Regions from separate parts of the Homo sapiens genome. Here region 2 is linked to region 1. A link is a loop called in an ENCODE intact Hi-C map of the cell type or tissue named here. Cell type or tissue: B cell. All regions are shown on one strand.

Region 1 (5,000 bases):
CAGGAGATTATTCTTTGCTTTCTTCTCACAGGGAGTATTTACCAAAAAAAACAAATCTTTTTAAATGTGCCATCAAATGCTTTGTCAAAAAAAAAATTAATTGGCCAGATGCGGTGGCTCACGTCTGTAATCCCAGCTCTTTGGGAGGCCGAAGTGGGCAGACCAGCTGAGGCCAGGAGTTCGAGACCAGCCTGGCCAACATAGTGAAACCCTGTCTGTACTAAAAATACAAAAATTAGCCAGACGTGGTCGTGGGCACCTGTAAGTCCAGCTACTTGGGAGACTGAGAGAGGAGAATCATTTGAGCCCAGTAGGCGGAGGTTGTAGTGAGCCTAGTGCGTCACTGCACTCCAGCCTGGGTGACAGAGCAAGGCTCTGTCTCAAAAATTAAAAATAAAAATGATTAAAATCGGTATCAAAATGTACACTACAGGACAAATAGTTGATAAAGTGAATTAGGGAGGGGAAATTGGCATTTGGGAATGTCAGACGAAACTGGAAATTTAGTATTTTACTGCAAGCCAGAGTTAGGCTGGAGGAACAGGGGATGAGGGGTGGACTTGAGGCCCTGCTTGAGACACATGTAAAAAATTCAGGGAAAAATCGTCCCCTTTTGAGTGTGAGAAAAATTAAGTGGCAGGCAATTAGATTGAGGTGGCTCTAGTCCTCGGATTTCTACTTCTAAAAATAAAAATCTAAACTCAAGAGCATTTTTTGGTAAATTACTACATTGGCAGAAGCAAAATTTAGGCTTAAGCAACTATAAACTGCCAATTAAGCTCTGATTACATAAGAAGGATATTTCCACCTAGATTGTAAAAATTAAGAAACTAGGCCAGGTGCGGTGGTTCACGCCTGTAATTCCAGCACTTTCGGAGGCCAAGGTGGGTGGATCACCTAAGGTCAGGAGTTCCAGACCAGCCTGGCCAACAAGGTGAAACCCCGTCTCTCCGAAAAATAAAAAAATTGGCCTGGTGTGGTGGCAGGCGCCTGTAATCCCAGCTACTAGGGCTGAGGCAGGAGAATCGCTTGAACCCGGAAGGCAGAGGTTGCGGTGAGCCGAGATCACGCCACTGCACTCCAGCCCGCGCGAGAGAGCAAAACTCCTTTTCAAAAAACAAAACAAAACAAAACCTACATAACTGTACCTAGCAAATTACTGAATTTGGTTTTCTTTACCATGAACCTTATAAAAATATCTCCTTCAAGGCCTTTCATAGACCACAAATTACAAACCATAGCTGGGTGCTCTACAATGTTTGAATCACTCTTTGATTAAATTATTTAATCTTTTCGCGGTGACGCCCATAAATTTTTAATAGAAAAAAAGAGGCCCTGGGAACCCCACGGACTAAAGTGCTTCCTATTCATGAGCCAGCACCTCCAGTCAGGATTCTCCCCTGACGACCCTCCCGTGATCCCTGCACAATCTGGGAGAGACGCGGCGCTGCGGGAGCAGAGCTGCCCAGAGAGGGCTCCAGGCCAGGACACAGTCACTGGGCAGGGAAGAGACAGGACGCCCGGAGCCCGCCTGTCAACGCAGCCGCCATCTTATCGCTGAAGGGGACTGAGGCCGAGCTGGGCAAGGAGAACCCGGGCACGGATTGTGGAGCTGACTGAAGGAAGGCCTGAGGCTCGCCACAGCCGCATCCCACCGGTTTCAACGAGCCCCGTTCCCTCTCTCGGGACGTCGCACCTGGCAGTCTCACCATTTCTAGGCTTCCAGGGGTTCCTGGCATCTTAGCTGTGGCTCTCCAATACCTGCAGGTCACAGGGCCACACAGGCTGGGCCTCCTGGAGCAGAGGACACAGAGCAGTGAAGTCGAGACCTGGAAACTCCGGCGGCAGCGAGAGACAAAGGCCCAGCCACATCCCGGAAGCCGCCCTGTCCGCTCCAGCTTTGTGCCTGATTGGACAGTTCCCAGCCCAGCGTCCCTGATTAGATAACGTTTAAGGCCCCGCCTTCTCAGGCCCTGAGTGACAGAAGATGTGATCAGACACTGGGCTGAATGAAGAAAGAGTGACAGCGTAGGCTGCAGCCTTTTCAGGCAGGGCTTCCTCAGCTCAGCCAGGCCCACCTCAGAGCATGGGAAAATCCTCTCTCTTCTTTGCTCTCTTTCAATGTATTCAAAATGTGAACAAAAATATTTGATGTATATTAATAATACATAAAATTTTTGTTCCAGAGAAAATCAACTTTTACTTTATTGTGTATTATCAATAATAAAGCTAATTTGATAAAACATTGTAAGTCTCTCAGCCGGGCGCCGTGGCTCACACCTGTAATCCCAACACTTTGGGAGGCCGAGGCAGGTGGATCTCCTGAGGTCAGGAGTCCGAGACCAGTCTGGCTAACATGGTGAAACCCCATCTCTACTAAAAATACAAAATTATTGAGCATGGTGGTGCGTGCCTGTAATCCCAACTACTCGGGAGGCTGAGGCAGGAGAATTGCTAGAACCCGGGAGGCCAAGGTTGCAGTAAGCCTAGATCGCGCCAATACATTCCAGACTGAACAATAAGAGTGAAATTCCATTTCAAAAAAATGAAAAATAAAATATAAAAATTAGCTGAGCATGGTGGCACACGTCTGTAATCCCAGCTACTCCGGAGGCTGAGGCAGGAGAATCGCCTGAACCCGGGAGGCGGAGGTTGTAGTGAGTTGAGATCATGCCACTGCACCCCAGCAAAAAATAAAAATAAAAATACATTAAAATTTTTTTGACCTCTCTAGATTTTTATACATATTTTATGATCTCTTATAATTTTTTAATTTTTTTTTTTTGAGACTGAGTCTTGCTCTGTGGCCCAGGCTGAAGTCCAGCGGCACGATCTCGGCTCACTGCAACCTCTGCCTTTCAGGTCCAAGGGATTCTCCTCCCTCAGCCTCTGGAGTAGCTGGGATGACAGGTGCACCACCACACCTGACTAATTTTTTGTATTTTTAGTAGAGATGCGGTTTCACCATGTTGGCCAGGCTGGTCTCGAACTCCTGGCCTCAGGTGATCCACCTGCCTTAGCCTCCCAAAGTAGTGGGATTACATGGGTAAGCCATGATGCCGGTCCATTGTTTAACTTTTTATATTTCATTTTAATCTACATTATTTTTACTTTTTCAATTTGAAGGAACCTTTAAGTAATTTCAAAGCAGACAAATGTTTCTAACTTTCTTCATCAAAAGCATATTTTGCTTTTGTTTATACTCTCTCTATTTTCTTTTAATTTCCAAGAGAGAAGCTTGTTCTGTCACCCAGGCTGAAGTGCAGTGGCATGATTTCAGCTCACTGCAACCTCCACCTCCCAGATTCAAGCGATTCTCCAGCCTCAGCTTCTGGAGTAGCTGGGATTACAGGCGTGCGCGATCATGCCCGGTTTATTTCCTTATTTGAAGTAGTGACTGGAATTTGCCATGTTGCTCAGGCTGGTCTCGATCTCCTAAGCTCAAAATGATCTGCCTATCTCGGCCTCCTAAAGTGTTGGGATTACAAGGCGTGAGCCACAACACCTGGCCTTAAACATTCTCTTTGAAGAATTAGTTTTTTTACATCTAGTGGTCTTTTATTAATTACATTAACCCTTAACAAACTAATTTTTAGTGAAATCCCTAGGAAGTAATTTTGAACTGTTTTATATTAATATTTGTAGATAAAAAACATTTATATATTTTAATGTTAAATACAGTGAGTTCTAAATTGCTCTTCAAAGAATCAGTATGTCAGTATATTCAGCTCCCTGTTCTTCATTCTCCATTTTAAAGTTTAACTTCTTTGTTGTTTTTGTCTCCAGTTTTAGTAAACAACCTTCCCGCCAGTTCTAATCAGTAGTTTACATCTGTACCCCTGGTCACCTGCTCCATCCTGAGTCACCCCTGGTCACCTGCTCTGACCTGAGTCACCTTGGTCACCTGTTCCATAACAGTAGTTCCCACCCAAACTGCTCACCCCACCACTCTGGCTTGTACTCCTCCTCTCTTTAAAATAGCCAATGGGAATTAGCTTAGACTGTGCAGTCCAACCCTAGCCAATAGGGGAATGACACAGCAGTAGGGGCTACCTGCATCAGGGCTAAGAACTCCTTTCCCTCCCTTGTTCAGGTGTGCTCTTGCCATTGCTCCATTCGCAAGATGCACCCTTCTATAAAAGTAAATATTGTCTTGCTGAGAAAATTTACATTCAAGTACTATTTCCTTTGCGGCATCAAAAATTTGCTTCTAACATTTAATAAAAGATTTTTTTTTTAATTTTCTGTAAACGAATCTAAATATAGTTAGCTTTTTTATAACATATTAAAGATTCTGGGCTGGGTGCAGTGGCTCACGCCTGTAATCCCAGCACTTTGGGAGACTGAGGTGGGTGGATCATGAGGTCAGGAATTCAAGACCAGCCTGGCAAATATGGTGAAACCCTGTCTCTGCTAAAAAATACAAAAATTAGACAGGCATGGTGGCGTGCTCCTGTAGTCTGAGCTACTCAGGAGGCTGAGGCAGGAGAATCACTTGAACCCAGTAAGCAGAGGTTGCAGTGGGCCGAGATCGCACCACTGCACTCCAGCCTGCTGACAGAGTGAGACTCCGTCTCAAAAAATAAAAAGTAAAATAAAATAAAAAAATTATAGTCAGGCATGTTGGCTCATGCTTATAATCCCAGCACTTTGGGGGAGCAAGTAATGAAGACTGTTTAAGCCCAGGAATTTGAGACCAGCCTGGGCAACATGGCAAAAACACATGTCTAAAAAAAATTTAAAAATTAACTGAGCATGGTAGCCTGCACATTTAGTACCAGCTATTCAGGAGGCTGAGGGAGGAAAATTGCATGAGCCCAGAAGTCGAGGCTGCAGTGAGCCCTCATTGAGCCACTTCACTCTATTCTGGGTGACAGAGACCTTTTCTAAACAAAACAAAACAAAACAGCCAAAACATAGAAAGTTAAACTTACGGGGTTTTGTGTTTTTTTGTTTTTGTTTGTAATTATTATTACTTCCAAAGTTTTTAAGGTACAGGT
Region 2 (5,000 bases), 520 kb after region 1:
AGCAGGCATTTTGCTAGACACTCCTGATAAACTACTGATATGAGGTGCTAATCAATAAAAAATAGTTAAACATTTGCATGACTCTACCCATTTGGGAAGAGATTCCCTGTTTCAAATAATGTCTTGGCTTTTTATAGAAAAAGGATTACTTAAAACAGTAAACTAGGTTACTTGAGCCTGTGAAGGATGTGTCTGGAATAACCCAAATGACCAATGTTTACCTCCTCCTTTAGTAAGGCCTATTCAGCATAGACGAACATACCCTGGTGAAGACTGGCAAATAGACTATACTCAGATGACCCCATGTAAAGGGTTTAAATATTTATTAGTATTCATTGACACCTTTGGATCGAGGCTTTTCCTACCCGATCTGAAAAGGCAATTGAGATTCCCAAACTCCTGCTAAAAGAAATAATTACACCCCTGGGTGAGGTGGCTCATGCCTGTAATCCCTGCACTTTGGGAGGCTGAGGCGGGTGGATCATCTGAGGTCAGGAGTTCAAGACCAGCCTGGCTAACATGATGAAACCCCCGTCTCTACTAAAAATACAAAAAATTAGCCAGGCGTGGTGGAGGGCACATCTAATCCCAGCTACTTGGATGCTGAAGCAGGAGAATCACTTGAAGCTGAGAGGCAGAGGTTGCAGTGAGCTTAGAGTGTATCACTGCACTCCAGCCTGGGTGACAAGAGTGAAACTCTTTTGCAAAAAAAAAAAAAAAAAAAAAAGAAAAGAAAAGAGAAGAAATAATTCCTAGATTTGGGCTGCTAAGAAATTACACAGAGATAATGGCTTATTTTTCACAGTGACAAATACACAAAACATATCTTGATACCTAGAAATTTAGTACTGCCTTCACTCAGCGTGAAGGCCACAGTCTTCAGTGAACGTAAAAAGAGCTAATCAAACTGAAAAGAGGACTCTTGCTATGCTATGCCAAGAAATATCAAAGACCTGGCTGTCTTTACTATCTGTAGCCTTATTACAGATTCCAGTGGCCTCTAAGGGAAATCTGCAGCTCAGCTCTTTTGAAATAATGTATGCAAGGCCTTTTTTAGCTACACGCCTTCTTTACTGTGCCTAATAGACACGGATACTTTCAAGTTACAGAATTATGTGACAAGTGCAAAACACACTCTGAATATGGAAATCAAAGACTCCTTTCCCCAACTAAGGAAGCTAATCTTGTTATAACCCAGCCAGGAAATTTGGTCCTATTAAAAACTTGGAAAAAAGGATCCCCAGCAGGTCAACTTTCCCCAAAGTGGAAGGGACCCTATCAAGTTCTCTTTAGTACCCCAACTGCAGTTAAAATTCTGGGAATAAATAGCTGGGTCCACTTAACTCGAATTAAACCTGTCTCTTATGAAGTCCTACAGGACGGCAGAACAGAAGAAACTGATCCTGTTTATTCCCATGAGCCAGTGACCTTTGACTCCTGTTCAGAAGAAATGAAAGGGATGGGTAACATAAAGATATAGATTGGCTTTCTACTTTTGGGAATTAGTTGAAATCATGCAGAGAGTAACTTATTTACTGAGTGGGCACAGACTTCATCCTGTCTACATAATCGAACAAACTGTTGTGTATGTAGACATTTAAACAGAGACTCAAAAGGAAACCTATGCTTTGATCAAAACCAAATGTTTTGTGTGTGCTCCAGACTATTTACATAACATAACCCAGGGCATAAAAGTTTTATGCACTCACATCTCTGCCATTTATGTGCTATCAGTGAACCATATATCAGTTTGGTTCTAACAACTGCCCACTTCTTGAAAGGCTTTCCTGTTTAGTTTACGTGGAATAATTTTACTAATTTTGCTTTGCTGTTGTGGAATATATTGTGGTTGTACTCTTTGTGTAGGAATGCAAGACAAGCTCACTAAATGCTTTCTTAAATTGGACGCTTATTAATCTTCTAGACATCACCTTCTTTTGGAACTAGAAGTTATGAACGACCTTCACCATACCAACACTGTCTGACTGAATTTCTCTCTACCCTGAATGCAAGAGACCAATGGTTAGGCAGGAATATTATCGCCCCTAATCAGCCTGAAAAAGTTACAGAAGACGAATCTTTGTCTCTCTGCAACTCTTAGGATTAAGGGTCCTCTTGTAAAGGAAGGCGAAAAATATGTCAGAATCATTTGAACCAGAGCGACTCCGTTTTGAGAGAGAGCTAGGAAAATGACGCTGAGACTCGCTGGGCTGCATTCTCAGTAAGTTAGGCATTCCTAGCCTCTAGATATTTATGGTTAAGGAAATGAATTAATAATGTTTACTAAGCAGAACCAGACGGAGGAGTGTCCAGATATTCCAACATCTGGGGAATAAAGGTATTCCTAATTTTGCTTTAAAGATAATATCGAGTCGGCCAGGCATGGTGGCTCACGACTGTAATCCTAGCATTTTGGGAGGTCGAGGCGGGTGGATCTCCTGAGGTCAGAAGTTCGAAACCAGCCTGGCTAACGTGGCGAAACCCCATCTCTACTAAAAAAAACCAAAAAACAAAAATTAGCCCGGTGTGGCTGTGTGCACCTGTAGTCCCAGCTACTATGGAGGCTGAGGCAGGAGAATCGCTTGATCCCGGAAGGCGAAGGTTGCAGTGAGCCGAGATCGCGCCATTGCACTCCAGCCTGGACAACAAGAGCGAAACTTTGTCTAAAAAAAAAATTATTCACATATTTAATACGTTGAAAAAAAGACAGCAAAGAAGAGAGAAAATTTTTCCGTGTTCTGAGATGGGCCTCGTTCAGCTCCGGGAGGAAGCCCCGCCTGAAAAGGCTGAGGCTTAGGCTGTCAATCTTTCTTCATTCAGCCCAACGTCTGATGACATCTTCTGTCACTCAGGGCCTTAGAAAGCGGGGTTCTTAAACGTTATCCAATCAGAGACGCTGTCCTGGGAACTGTCCAATCAGGCACGCAGCTGGAGCGAACAGGGCGGCTTCCGGGATTTGGCGGGGCCTTTGTCTCTATCTGCGGCCGGAGCTCCAGGTCTCGTCCTCACTACTCTGTGTCTTCTGCTTTTAGGGGCGCAGCCTCTGTGGCCCTGTGACCTGCCCCCTGGAAGCCTAGAAATGGTGAGAGTGCCGGGTGCGACATCCCAAGAGAGGGAACGGGGCTGGCTGGAACCGGTGGGAAGCGGCAGTGGCGGGACTCAGGCCTCCTCGCTGTCAGTTTTACAATCTGCGCCCGAGTTGTTGCCCAGCTCGGCCTCAGTCCCTTCAGCCTTAAGATGGCGGCTGCGCTGACAGCCGGGCTCCCGGGCGTTCTGTCTCTTCACTGCGCAGTGACTGTGCCCTGGCCTGGAGCCCTCTTTGGGCAGCTCTGCACCAGTAGCCCCGCGTCTCTCCCAGATTGTGCAGGGACCATGGGAGGAACGTCAGGGCAGAATCCTGACTCCGGGTGCGGGCTCATGAATGGGAAGAGCTTTGGTCCGTGGGGTTTTCAGGCCATTTTTTCCTATTAAAAATTTATGGGCCTCACTGCAAAAACATTAAATAATTTAAAGTGTGATTCAAAAATTTTAGAGCACCTTGCTGTGGTTTCTAATTTGTATTCCATGGAAGGAAAGGTTTTTATAAGTTTCATCATAAAACCAAATTCCGTAATTGGCTAGGTACGGTTATGTAGATTTTGTTGTTATTTTGTTGTTGTTGTTTTGTTTTCATTTTCTTTTTTTTTTGAGGCAGAGTCTCTGTTGCCCAGGCTGAAGTGCAGTTTCGTGATCTCGGCTCACTGCAACCTCCACCTCCCGGGTTCAAGCGATTTTTCTGCCTCAGCCTCCCTAGTAGTTGGGACTACAGGCGCCTGCCACCACATTTGGCAATTTTTTTTATTTTTAGCGGAGACGGGGGTTTCACCGTGTTGGTCAGGCAGGTCTCGATCTCCTGACCTCAGGTGATCCACCCACCTCGGCCTTCCAAAGTTCTGGGATTACAGGCGTGAGCCACTGCCCCCGTCCTAGTTCTTAATTTTTACAATCAAGGTGGAAATATCATGGTTATGTAATCAGAGCTTAATTGGCAGTTTATAGTTGGTTAAGCGTTAAGCCTGAATTTTGTTTCTGCCAATGTAGTAATTTACAAAAAAATGCTCTTGAGTTTAGACTTTTTTTTTAGAAGTAGAAATCCAGGGACTAGAGCCACCTCAATCTAATTTCCTGCCACTTAATGGTTTTCACACTCCACAGGGGACTGATTTTTTCCCTGAATTTTTCACAAGTGTCCCAAGCAGGGCCTCAAGTCTGCCCCTCATCCCTTATTCCTCCAGCCTGACTGGCTTGCAGTAAAATACTAAATTTCCAGTTTTGTCTGACGTTGCCAAATGCCAGTTTCTCCTCTCTAATTGACTTTATCAACTATTTGTCCTTTAGTGTACATATTGATACCTATTTTAATGAATCTTTTTTTTTTTTTAAAAGTATTTGAGACAGAGCCTTGCTCTGTTGCAGTGCAGTGGCTGGAGTGCAGTGGCATGACTTAGGCTCACTGCAGCCTCCGCCTCCTGGGCTCAAACGGTTCTCATTTCTGTCTCCCAAGTAGCTGGAATTACAGATGCCTGGCACCACGCCTGGCTAATTTTTGTAGTTTTAGTAGAGACGGGGTTTCACTATGTTGGCCAGGCTGGTCTTGAACTTCTGGTTTCAAGTCATCCTCCTGCCTCGGCCTCCCAAAGAGCTGGGATTACACATGTGAGCTACCGTGCCTGGTGAATTAATTATTTTTTGACAAAGCATTTGATGGCACATTTACAATGATTTTTTTTCTAAATATTTCCTACGAGAATAAAGCAAAGAATAATCTGACACTATTGTAAAATATCTGTGTTTTTTTCTTTTATTTTACCTAGTCACAGATATCTTAGAATGTTTTTGGGTCAAGATTTTTTTTTTTTTGGAAACTTCATAGGGTGACGTATCTTCAGTCACACTTCAGTTTTAGACAATCAACTAATTGAATGGCCTGACTTGACACATGAGTAAAACATATCTGTACC

Evidence for each region. Hi-C counts contacts between places; a loop is a spot of excess contacts. Peaks named below come from ENCODE experiments on the same cell type or tissue, not always from the same donor. Only the 100,000 strongest peaks of a DNase experiment are listed, where the experiment ranks them.
Region 2: a loop joins it to region 1, with 18 times the contacts of the local background. A loop is called at or near these places in 9 of 110 quality-filtered maps.

The regions. Positions count from the first base shown.
Region 1 is chr19:23,393,616-23,398,615 of GRCh38, forward strand. ZNF91 (zinc finger protein 91) reads right to left here and starts at 1,856. Exons shown (of 4, transcript NM_003430.4): 1 at 1,710-1,856. The coding sequence starts at 1,739. RefSeq lists an enhancer at 1,258-2,126. In B cell, no CTCF peak of the experiment used is centred here; DNase peaks (open chromatin) are centred at 1,086 and 1,906; H3K4me3 peaks cover 1,725 bases; H3K27ac peaks cover 2,709 bases.
Region 2 is chr19:23,911,916-23,916,915 of GRCh38, forward strand. It overlaps ZNF726 (zinc finger protein 726), which reads left to right and starts at 2,971. Exons shown (of 4, transcript NM_001244038.2): 1 at 2,971-3,082. The coding sequence starts at 3,080. In B cell, no CTCF peak of the experiment used is centred here; a DNase peak (open chromatin) is centred at 2,916; H3K4me3 peaks cover 1,322 bases; H3K27ac peaks cover 1,152 bases.